Linked DNA regions of Homo sapiens: region 1 is linked to region 2. Evidence: read pairs that join two places in POLR2A ChIA-PET (ENCODE). Cell type or tissue: CD4-positive, alpha-beta T cell. All regions are shown on one strand. Each heading gives the region's core, and the rest is flanking DNA. Links, peaks and the distances in the headings are about the cores only.

Region 1 (5,378 bases), core at 150-5,149, 80 kb after region 2:
CAAAATTAAGTAAATGCACTCTAAAATGAAACTCATAAGAATATTTAATTTACTCTAATATAGTTTATCATCATATATAAGTATTTTTATACCTCCACAGTATTAAACACAAAGAATGTAGAGATGTTATGTTTAGAATGCTATTAAAGTCAATAAACCTATATGGAAAAAGTTAAAAGCAATGATTCTCAAACTATACCACAAAACATTTTAATAATTAATATTTATTGATTTTGATTATTAAATAATCTATATTACTACTTAAACTTAAAAATGGTAAGTTATAACTGTAAAGATCCAATGCTATTGGCCTTTGAAATATTCATGTCATAGCTCCAATGACACACCAGAATTTATAATAAAACTCTAATACCTAAAAGTCACTTTCATTTTATTATCTTTTAATTTTCTAGACTTTATGATTAACAATCAGAACTTAAGCATTATATGATCTGGAAGGATGAAATAATATTTCATTTGAAAGTTCTAAAAATACATTTTATTGTTCATCTTCAGAATTACATTAATGAGAACAAATGAAACCAACAGTCTTAATATGATTTAAAACTGAACTCATTAAATCTTTGTGGCTACATCACATGTGAGTGTCATTAAATGACACTATCAAAATAATTATTGGGAATTTCTAATTTCTGCTCTTCAAAGAAAAAGTCAGAAGTATGATAACTTCCATAAACTTACAATGATGTGAGATTAAGAGTGAAAAAATGAGCAAAGGAAACCCAAAATCTACATGGAATTAACACAGCAACTTGGCCTATCTACTAAATAATAGGAAACTTTATTACAAAATAAGTTCTTTACCTTGAGAAATCAAATAAAATGCCAAAAAGGTGAATTCAGATCTTAACAAAAGCCATCTCTATCTTCCAAATCAGTGGTTTGCAAATATGTTCCACAGAGCCGTCCCCAGGGTAATTTCCTCAAAGGCACAAGAGCTAGGCTGCCACCAGAAGAGAGGCTCCAGGACACCCCCACTACTTTCACCCTAATCCTATATCCAACACAACTCTACCTTCATCTGTCTTATAATTTGGGCAGATTTCACTTAAAAAGGATTTTCCAGCTATAACAGAAGAGTTTGAAGACACAGCTCTCAATGGGGGAAAAATACCAAAAAGGCTTAAAAGAGACAGGATATATCCCATGTCCCAGCCAGAAGAGGATAAACTCATCTGAGCAATGTGAATCAGTCATCTTCGTTCTCACCGCCACTGGAAAAAGCGACTAAGAAACAAACAAGTGTCAGCGTAACTTAGTCACACGTCCCAAAATCTCTCCTAATTCAAGAATATAGACATTAATTTTTCCTAGAATCCTTTTGGCTTCTAAACAATGTTTCACTAAAATCTCAAACTTGATTAAGTATCTCATACTATGATGACGCAAATATTATAGATTCCAAGTTCTCTTAAGAAATGTTTACTTAATTCAATGAAGGCTAGAATGCTATTCCTGTTAAGATCCCATTTAATACTGCAAATAATATTAGGCATTAGGCTCTCAATTAAATACTCAAATCATGACACAAAAAAGGATCAGTCTTTTAAGATTTCAAAATAGAAAGTGACAGCAATTCTTTTCCTATGCAAACCCACACTGGAAAAGAAAATAACTGGCATTGCAAAAGATAATGTGTACCAAAACTAGCAGATTATATCACAAACACTTTAATAAAAGTTAAGTTTTATCAGAACATTCTGATATGTACAAAGTTAAATATGGCTGAAAAATGATAACCAGGTCCAAATTAAAATAACCCAACAAAGGAAACTTTTTTTTTTTAAGACACAAGGTCTCATTCTGTTGCCTAGGCTGGAGTGCAGTGGCATGACTACAGCTCACTGTGACCTCAAACTCCTGGGCTCAAACAATCCTCTTGCCTCAGCCCCCTGAGCAGCAGCTGAGGCTACAGGCACATGCCACATGCGTGGCTGTTTTTTTGTTTTGTTTTGTTTTGGTAGAGACCGGGTCTCACTATGTTGACCAGGCTGGAAAAGAAGCTACTTAATAATATTCCTGACTAATACTAAATAAAATTTACTGAGAAGGTAACTCACAAAATATAACAACACATTCCCTAAGGCAGGTATTGGCAAACTACAGCCTGTCTGTTTCTGTAAGTAAAGTTCTACTGGAACATAGCTGGCCAGTAGCTCATGTCTTTACAACTGCATTCCTGTCACAGGGCAGAGCTGAATGTTGCAAAAGAGACCATATGGCCCATAAAGCTAAGATGTTTACACTCTGTCCCTTTACAAAAAAAGTCTGCTGACCCCGAACATTAGAAATTTATGATGCGTTCAAAATTTATGACAAAGCAATTCTGATATGAAAGTAATTTTTAAAAGCCACCCTACAAAACTATTCAGGCCTGGTTATCAGATTCCAGCAACATTCACACATATAATCACTCATCTGAGAAGAGATATACACAGAGTCCAATACAGTATTACAAGAAATACAAGATACATTACATTACAGAAATACAAGAAAATCAGTAAGATTCAACACAAGACTCTGATTTCTGAAATAATCACCTTTTTGTTTTCTTGAAAGGACAGGGCTGCATGAGGAACCCCCTCCAGCTGCAAATCACAGAAAGTGACAGATAAAGTAACAAGCTGATAAAATCTAGAAGAAATGTGAAAATCTTCAAACAGCTTGATTCAACTTTAAAACTAGAGAAAATGTGAACGTTTTTCCACAGGAAACACTTAACATCGCAGTTCAACATTTTAATTTCAATATGAAAATTACATTAACATTCAAATATATAGTTCTAAAGATATGACCTAAGAAATCAAAAAAGCTAAGATAAATTGCATTGTAAAAGCCAAATTAAAAGTATTAGAAATCTCAGATTATTTAGCTGACTAACAGTCAAGTATAACTTTTCATTAGCGATGGGTATTTCCACTCATTATTTGTAAGGCACGCATTCCATACAGAAAAAAATTCTTCCGTGTAAAGGACAGGAAACAAGGCAGATTAACATTTCCTGCTCATGGTTCTGGCAAACATTTATGTTCACACGAGGCAGCAGTAAGACTTCAGTCAGATTCTCTCTAATGTGGAGGCTGTGAGTAAGGCCACGCTGCACACACACTGTGCACTACACCGACCACGTTGCAGTGGCTTAGGAGAGGCCGGAGTCAGCAGAAGTTTATCCATAGCCTGCTAGGCACCAGACCCAGTGGTAGAGGCTGGGATCCAGCTCCCAAAGGCAGCTCTCATGCCAGACAGGACCCACCAAGCTCACTGCTCCAGGGCAGCACTGCATGGTGGGGTAGGGCCCAGCCCCAAGAGCATGGAGAGGAGGTGACTGGGCAGTGGAGGCAGACGCAGAGCTGGGGACAGACGGATTTTCTCAAGTCAGGCCAGGAAGGAACTCTCAGATCCCTCTGACGACTTGAAGATGCCATTTCTGGCAAATTAACATGAGGATCCTGGAACTATTTTCCCTACTGTTTTCATTTCTCAGCACCTAAAATGCCACAGGAGGCAGCCAAGGCAGAGAAAAGAATCAGGAGGAGGGGCTTTAAATGTGTGGCCTCATTTTGCCACCCAACCTGCTAAACTTTAATTCTCTTATTTTATTTTTAAATTTATTTTGAGACAGCATCTTGCTCTGTCACCAGGCTCAGTGCAGCTGCCATCAAGATTCACTGCAGCCTCAACCTCTTGGGCTTAAGCAATCCTACCACCTCAGCCTCCAAAGCAGCTGGGACTACAGGCATGTGCCACCATGCCCAGCTAATTTTTTTTTTTTTTTTTTTTTTGTAGAGACAGGGTCTCACTTGGCCAGGTTGTCTCAAACTCCTGGGCTGAAGCGATCCTTCCAAAGTGCTGAAATTACAGGCGTGAGCCACCACACCCAGCCCAACTCCCCTATTTATAAAATAAAGATGAAATTTGTATTATAAGTTTTGGCAAGGAAGATGGAATGCAGACTGCTTAGCACAGGGCAGGCCCATAATCAATAGAGTGTAACTAGTATTACTGCAAAGTTAATTGTAAGAGTAGACCTTGCTAATAACTTGCCTATAAGTTCCACAATACTCCCACTACGGCTTCGGCCACCAGACTCCTCCTTAGCAGCGGTGAGCTGCCCAATGCCCCCGACTGCGGTCAGGGTTTGCAGAAGCTCGGGTGGAGGCGTTCTGAAGAGCTGCTGCAACAGCTCCAGGGCTCCGGTCACAACATTGTGGTCTTGGTGCTGTGTATGATGTAACGTCAGTTCATAAACCTAGAAACAGAGAAACACAGGTGTTCTGGTCAGAGTTTATAAAATGCATCCTAAGCTTCACTTTTTTGTTGTTTTTAATAGGACTTCATTGACAAAGTTTATACCTTAACTTCTCCCCCTAAATATTTCCCTATCACTTCCACCAATGTGATCATTAGCTTCCATGTTGTTTTCTAAATTCCCATGATTTTTTGTTATATTAATTCCTTAAAAATAAATGGAGCACTTGCACTAGAGGAGCAGCATGAGAATGAAGATCTCTATTTCCCAAAACTGGTGACTAGGAAAGGGAAAATAAAGCCCAGCATACACGGAGGGGAGAGTCAGCTTGACACACATTTAAAAATCAAAAAACACTATTATGAGTGCCACTGAGAAAGAGCTACCAGACATTTTAAAGGCAGTATGCCATATTTATTAGCACTTTTAATACTATATCACAGTGCTACCCAACCTTTCTGGCACCAGAGACTGGTTTCATGGGAGACAATTTTTCCACAGGGCCAGGGGATGGTTTCAAGACGAGACTGTTCCACCTCAGATCATCAGGCATTAGATTCTCATAAGGAGCGCACAACCTAGACCCCTCACATGTGCAGTTCACAATAGGGTTTGCACTCCTATGGGAATCTAATGCTGCCACTGATCTGACAGGAGGCGGTGCTCAGGTGGGAATGCCAGCTCACCTGCTGCTCACTTCCTGCTGGGCAGCCTGGTTCCTAACAGGCCATGGACCAATACCGCTCTGCAGCCTGGGGGTTGGGGACCCATGGACCAGTACCACTCTGCAGCCTGGGGGTTGGGGACCCCTGCTATATCACATTATATGAACATAATGAATTTATTCTTTTTCCCTTTAATTACAGTTGCCAGATAAAATACAAGGCACTCAAATTTAAACTGTAAACAAACAACAAATAATTTTGTAGTGTAAGTATGTCCCACATGATTTGGAATATACTTACACCATAAAATTACTCATAATGTATCTGAAGTTCAAATTTCACTGGTATTCTGTATTTTTATTTGCTATTTGCCAACCCTATCTTTAATATTATAAAATACATGTTTCTTTTTTTCAAAATCAGACAGTGTAGAAGAGTATAAA
Region 2 (5,378 bases), core at 302-5,301:
TATAAGAAAATAAAAATATATATTTTTAAACATGCAGAGCCTTTTCATCTTGATTCATAATCCTAGGCAGAAACTGTAAAATGTGATCAATTCCTTGATATTTGGTTAACGATTAATATTTTTCATTTGGGATCATCTGACAGTACAGGTTGAATAACCCTTATCTGAAATGTTTGGGATCAGAAGTATTCTGAATTTAGGATTTTTTTCAGGTTTTGAAATATGTGCATTATACTTATTTGTTGAGCTCCCTAAATCCGAAAATCTGAAACCTTCCAATGAACATTTCCTTTGAACATAATGTCAGCACTCAAAAAGCTTCAGAATTTGGAGCATTTTGGATTTCAGATTTTTGGATTTGGGATGATCAAACTTTATTAACTTATAAAATTAGTATCTTTTTTCTTATATTTCTGTGAAAAACAGCATTATAAATTATATTATCCTTAAAAGTAGAACAAAATAGAAAAACTACTTCAATAGAGAAAGTAAAGCAAAAAGTGACTATTAATAAATTGTCATCACCAGAAAAAGTCTCTAGGATAACACCTCTTTCAGTTGGAGAGTCGGCTTCCTTTTCTGATTCAGAATATTTAACACTGTTTTGCTATGTGACAGTAGTATCTATAAGATACCATGTTTGTGACAAAGAAATGCATATGTTTTAAATATTTTTAATATAAATATAGAAAAAGTATTAAATCTAGACCAAAATCTAACAGCAAGTTATCTCTGAGTAGTATGATTACAGGAGGTTTTATTTTCCTCCGTTTATTTGTTTTTTTGTAAATTCTCCATGGTAAATATGTGATGCTAGTTTTATGGTTAAAAACTCCCACAAGTTATTTTTTTTTCTTTAAAGAGAACGGCATTTAAACAGGAATCCATCATAAAATGTGACAAAGAACATCTAACACCTTTTCTACAAATTAACTTAAAAAAATTATTTTAGAGCAGGGGTCTCGCCTTGTCACCCAGGCCGGAGTGCAGTGACACAGTCACAGCTCACTGCAGCCTCAAACTTCTGGGCTCAAGCAATCCTCCCTTCTCAGTCTCTCAGGTGGCTGGGACCACAGGCATGCACCACCACGCCAGGCTAATTTTTCTTTCTTCCTCTCTTTCTTTTTTTGGTAGAGGCAGGGTTTCTCTGTGTTGCCAGGCTGGTCTCGAACTCCCAGGCTCAAGCCATCCTCCGCCCTCAGCTTCTCAAAGAGCTGTGATTACAGGCACGAGCCACCACACTTGGATAATTTTTTATTTTTTATTTTTTTAGAGATGGGTGTCTCACACCATAGCCCAGGCTTGTCTCAAACTCCTGGGCTCAAGTGATCTTCCTACCTCAGCCTCTCGAGTTGCTGGAATTTAGGCATAAGCCACTGCTCCTGGTATTAATTTTTAAAAAAATTTAAAATCAGAACCCCACTACAGTCAATGCACTTACTTTGTTTTTTAAATCATTAGTTATTATTATTCCATTGCTTCCCTCAAATTAACAAACATACCCAGCATCATGTAGGCGTGAGCCAATAGCCGGGCATTTGATAAATGAGTCAGCTGCAAAAACTCTCACAGTCCAACTTAGAATCCAGTGACTGGAAGGCCAGGCCTGGTCTCCAATTATATGTCACAGCAGAAGTAAACATTCATTCTAGATTTAGTTTCGATGGAGCTTGGCAGGACACCGGGCGGTCTGGGTTCCAGAGGGTCCATGCAAGTGTCATCTACACAGGATGTTCTCCTGGTCCCCACCTCCCTCAACCCCGTTTACAGGCATTTCAAACTTACGACATAATCACAGAAGAGAATGAGAGCCCCTCTTCGTACTATTTCTCTATTGCACATTCCAAGTTTGGCTGCCAAGTCAGAATCCTCCTCTTCTCCAGACATCTGGGGACTAAGTAACTTTGTGCTGGACAGACTGTGTCTTCTAGAAGGAGCAACAGATGCATTGACAATGTTTCTGGATGGCAGTGAGCTTATTTGCAAAATACTGAAGATGATTATGTTTAATTCTAGTTCTAAAACAGACAAGTTGTTTTAAATATTGCCATATCAGAATGTTGTATGTGTAATATATACTCTCAGTTATCTATTCCTAAGCTACAATAAACCACATATGAAAAACTAAAGAAAACAGAATTTAACAGGCAGAAAATTAAAATGCTTGCCTGAATAGCAAAATCCACCATAAAGCTGCACATTCAATCAGCACCTTTATTTCAGAACTCACACTGGCTATGTTTGATAATTGAGCAATTGCTTTTGAAATTCTCCATCTGCCGTGAAAGTTGCCAACTGCCAGAATGAAAACCTCCCTGCTTTCATGTTTTACTGTTCGTTTCCCAATGAAACATCACCACTCTAAACATGTTGATGTTATACGTTATGGAAATCCTGTTTAAAAACACTTCTTCCCCACTAACACAGGTTATTTCACTCTACACTGACTTCTCACTTTATTGTTTTTTTCTTTTTGAATACGTGGGAATTATAAACCTTGAGACTCTTGGCTCTAGTCCATACAGTTAAAATGTTGACACACTCCCAAACTGCCCCTCTGACCTTCAGGGTCTGACCGAGCGACGTCCTTCCCATTGCGGCAAAGGGCCTTAACGGGGACAGAGGTCACATCAAGCTAAGAATATTCTGAAATACAACAACTTTTCCTGTAATCCCTCAGGATTTAGAAGAGAACTGGTAAAAACCAAAATTCTACAGATTTAAACTTTTTAAAAAGTGCCTTTTCTCTGTTTCCCAACTGGTGAAGTGAAAACAAACTACAGCCTAGCCATACAATGCTCAGCAGTTGCAAGGAGCGAGCCACCGACGCGTGGGCAACACGCGACAGAACTTTAGACACTGCTCACCGAAAGGGGCCAGACTCAGAAGGCTGCACACCGCGTGGTTCCGTTTCTTTCTTTTTTCCCCAGAGACAACGTCTTGCTGTGTCACCTAGGCTGGAGCACAGTGGCACGATCATAGCTCACTGTAACCTCTAACTCCTGAGCTCAAGTGATCCTCCTGCCTCAGCCTCCCAAGCAGCTGAACTACAGGGACGTGATTGTAATTTTTAAATTTTTTTTTTCTGGAGATGGGGTCTTGCTAGGCAGCCCAGGCTAGTCTTGAACTCCCAGCCTCAAGTCATCCTCCCACTTCAGCCTCTCAAAATACTGGGATTACAGGCATGAGCCACCACACCTAGCCTATAGATTCTATTTCTATGGCCTTCTGCAATGGGCTGAACAGAGGGACAGAGCACGGATTGGTGGTTAGACCTGGGGAGGGGCAGGATGTGGCAGAGGAAGAGGGAACTGTTTGAAGTGACAGCACTCCTCTATATCTTGATGTGGTTGGGGGAGGGGGGCTGTTACTGACTACAGTTGATAGAAAAGTACATTTTACTGTATTGTAAATTATGTGTCAATGTGAAAACTAACGAACAGGAAACGTGCCCTTTCTCAGTGGGCCGTCCTGCCAGCGCAGTGTGACTTACACTCAAGCTGTAATTGTGCACTTTGCAATAATACAGCTATAGGGTAATGAGCCTCTGAAAGAGAAGAGGCAGTATTTGCAATTCAAATATGAGCAGTAGACATAAAGAAGGTCCACTGTCAACTCAAATTCAGCCCCAATTTGTAGCAGCACAAGCCCCCCCAAATCTCAGGCCATACACCGCCCGGTACTGGTGGCGAATGAATGTCCCAAATCTAGGGTGACTCAGAACAAGATGAGCTGGGAAGTGACCAACACATCATGTGTACCACAACACACCCACAAGCGCCAAAGTATAGGCAGGACTCTAACAGTTCACCAAGAGGTAAGACAGATTGAGAGTGAATCATAAACCCACAGTGACAGAGTCCATAAGAGAGGGGCTAGGCTAGGGCAGGACCCACATAAGGACCTCCTGGAGCAGAGCACCCAGTGTCGCCTGGAGCCAGCTCCCATCTGGGAGCCAGCCTGAGAGGAGATGCACACAAACCGAGAGAGGGTCAAGAGTAAGCAGCAGGAATTTCTGCAACTGGATACAGCAATTTTATGGCTGCTGAGTCTATGGCTAAAAAAAGAGCAGCTGTGTTTTGTATTTCACACTTCTAGTAATTCATTTTTCTCATCTCATGGAAATAAAAAGATACTCATCCCCCACCACCCACAGCTGGAAAAACACAGTGCTAAGAGCAGGGGTTTAAACCAGAACAGCTCTGCTCTCTATGGGCATCTTGGACACTTATGGGGATTTATTTTTTCCTTCCACCACGGGGACACCTTAGACACTCACATGCTTGTTACATATTATCTTAATTTTACCTTTACATTACCATTAAAGAACGATATTTTTTGAAATTTAATTATTAGGTTAAAAATCCATTGATCCATTAATTTTTTTTTTTTTTTTTTTTTTTTGAGATGGAGTCTCACTCTGTCACCCAGGCTAGAGTGCAGTGGCGCGATCTCAGCTCACTGCAACCTTTTCCTCCTAGGTTCAAGCGATTCTCCCGCCTCAGCCTTCTGAGTAGCAGGGACTACAGGCACCTGTCACCATGCTCGGCTAATTTTTGTTATTTTCAGTAGAGACAGCATTTCATCATGTTGGCCAGGCTGGTCTCGAAGTCCTGGCCTCAGGTGATCTGCCCGCCTTGGCTTCCCAAGGTGCTGGGATTATAGGCATGAGCCACCACGCCCAGCCTAATCTATTAATGTTATTTCAGGATAATAGAAGGAACAATACAGAAGGTTATAAAGGAAAACTGGATCAGAGGGGGTCACGAAACAGTCACAGAATTTACCTACATTTACAAAAAGCTGTAGTTTGCCCTCAGAGGGCTGAATGAAGACGCTTGCTGAATTCCAAACTAAATTTACCTTTGGTTTATTTCTTTTAAACACTCATCATCTAAGCATTTCTGTTACTCCAATTCAGGGGACACAATTCCCAGATTCAGAGCTTTCTGATATAACATCAGAGTAAGCAGGCCCATCTGTCAGAAAAGGAGTGATCTGCTGAATCCGCAGCTGATTTCTATGCACGTTAAAGCAGCACAGAACTAGGAGACACTGACTTTCTGTCTCCTGCCCCCACAGTGCTCAGTCATCGTAACAGGCCTAAGACATCCACCAAGCATTTCAAATGTCGTCACTGGTCTGTCTCCTCCAACAGAATGACCAGACCCCACTACATACGGCACAGAGTGGATGGTTAAGAATGCCTCCCAACAGTGGACTTTCCAGCTGAGTGCCATGAACTGGCCCTACTGGGAGCCCTGGCAGCACAAGGTCCAGTATCCATACTGAGCAGAGAGGCACGGCAGCACCTGCCCTCTTTTGTCTCCAGAACTTCTTTTCCCCAGCGTGGGATCTTGAGCCTTCCAGAAATACTG

Evidence for each region. ChIA-PET counts read pairs that join two places held together with the same protein. Peaks named below come from ENCODE experiments on the same cell type or tissue, not always from the same donor. Only the 100,000 strongest peaks of a DNase experiment are listed, where the experiment ranks them.
Region 1: POLR2A ChIA-PET joins it to region 2 with 5 read pairs; 6 of 35 experiments call an interaction of 5 or more read pairs at or near these places.

The regions. Positions count from the first base shown.
Region 1 is chr4:3,120,120-3,125,497 of GRCh38, reverse strand. It overlaps HTT (huntingtin), which reads right to left. Exons shown (of 67, transcript NM_001388492.1): 9 at 4,066-4,270; 10 at 2,562-2,609. Among named protein-coding and RNA genes, the nearest start is that of HTT, 48 kb to the right of the region's middle. In CD4-positive, alpha-beta T cell, for the core only: no CTCF peak of the experiment used is centred there; no DNase peak of the experiment used is centred there.
Region 2 is chr4:3,200,556-3,205,933 of GRCh38, reverse strand. HTT (huntingtin) reads right to left here. Exons shown (of 67, transcript NM_001388492.1): 42 at 1,786-1,927. Among named protein-coding and RNA genes, the nearest start is that of MSANTD1, 46 kb to the left of the region's middle. RefSeq lists a silencer at 2,778-2,877. In CD4-positive, alpha-beta T cell, for the core only: no CTCF peak of the experiment used is centred there; DNase peaks (open chromatin) are centred at 2,923, 3,323 and 3,753; H3K4me3 peaks cover 1,204 bases; H3K27ac peaks cover 490 bases.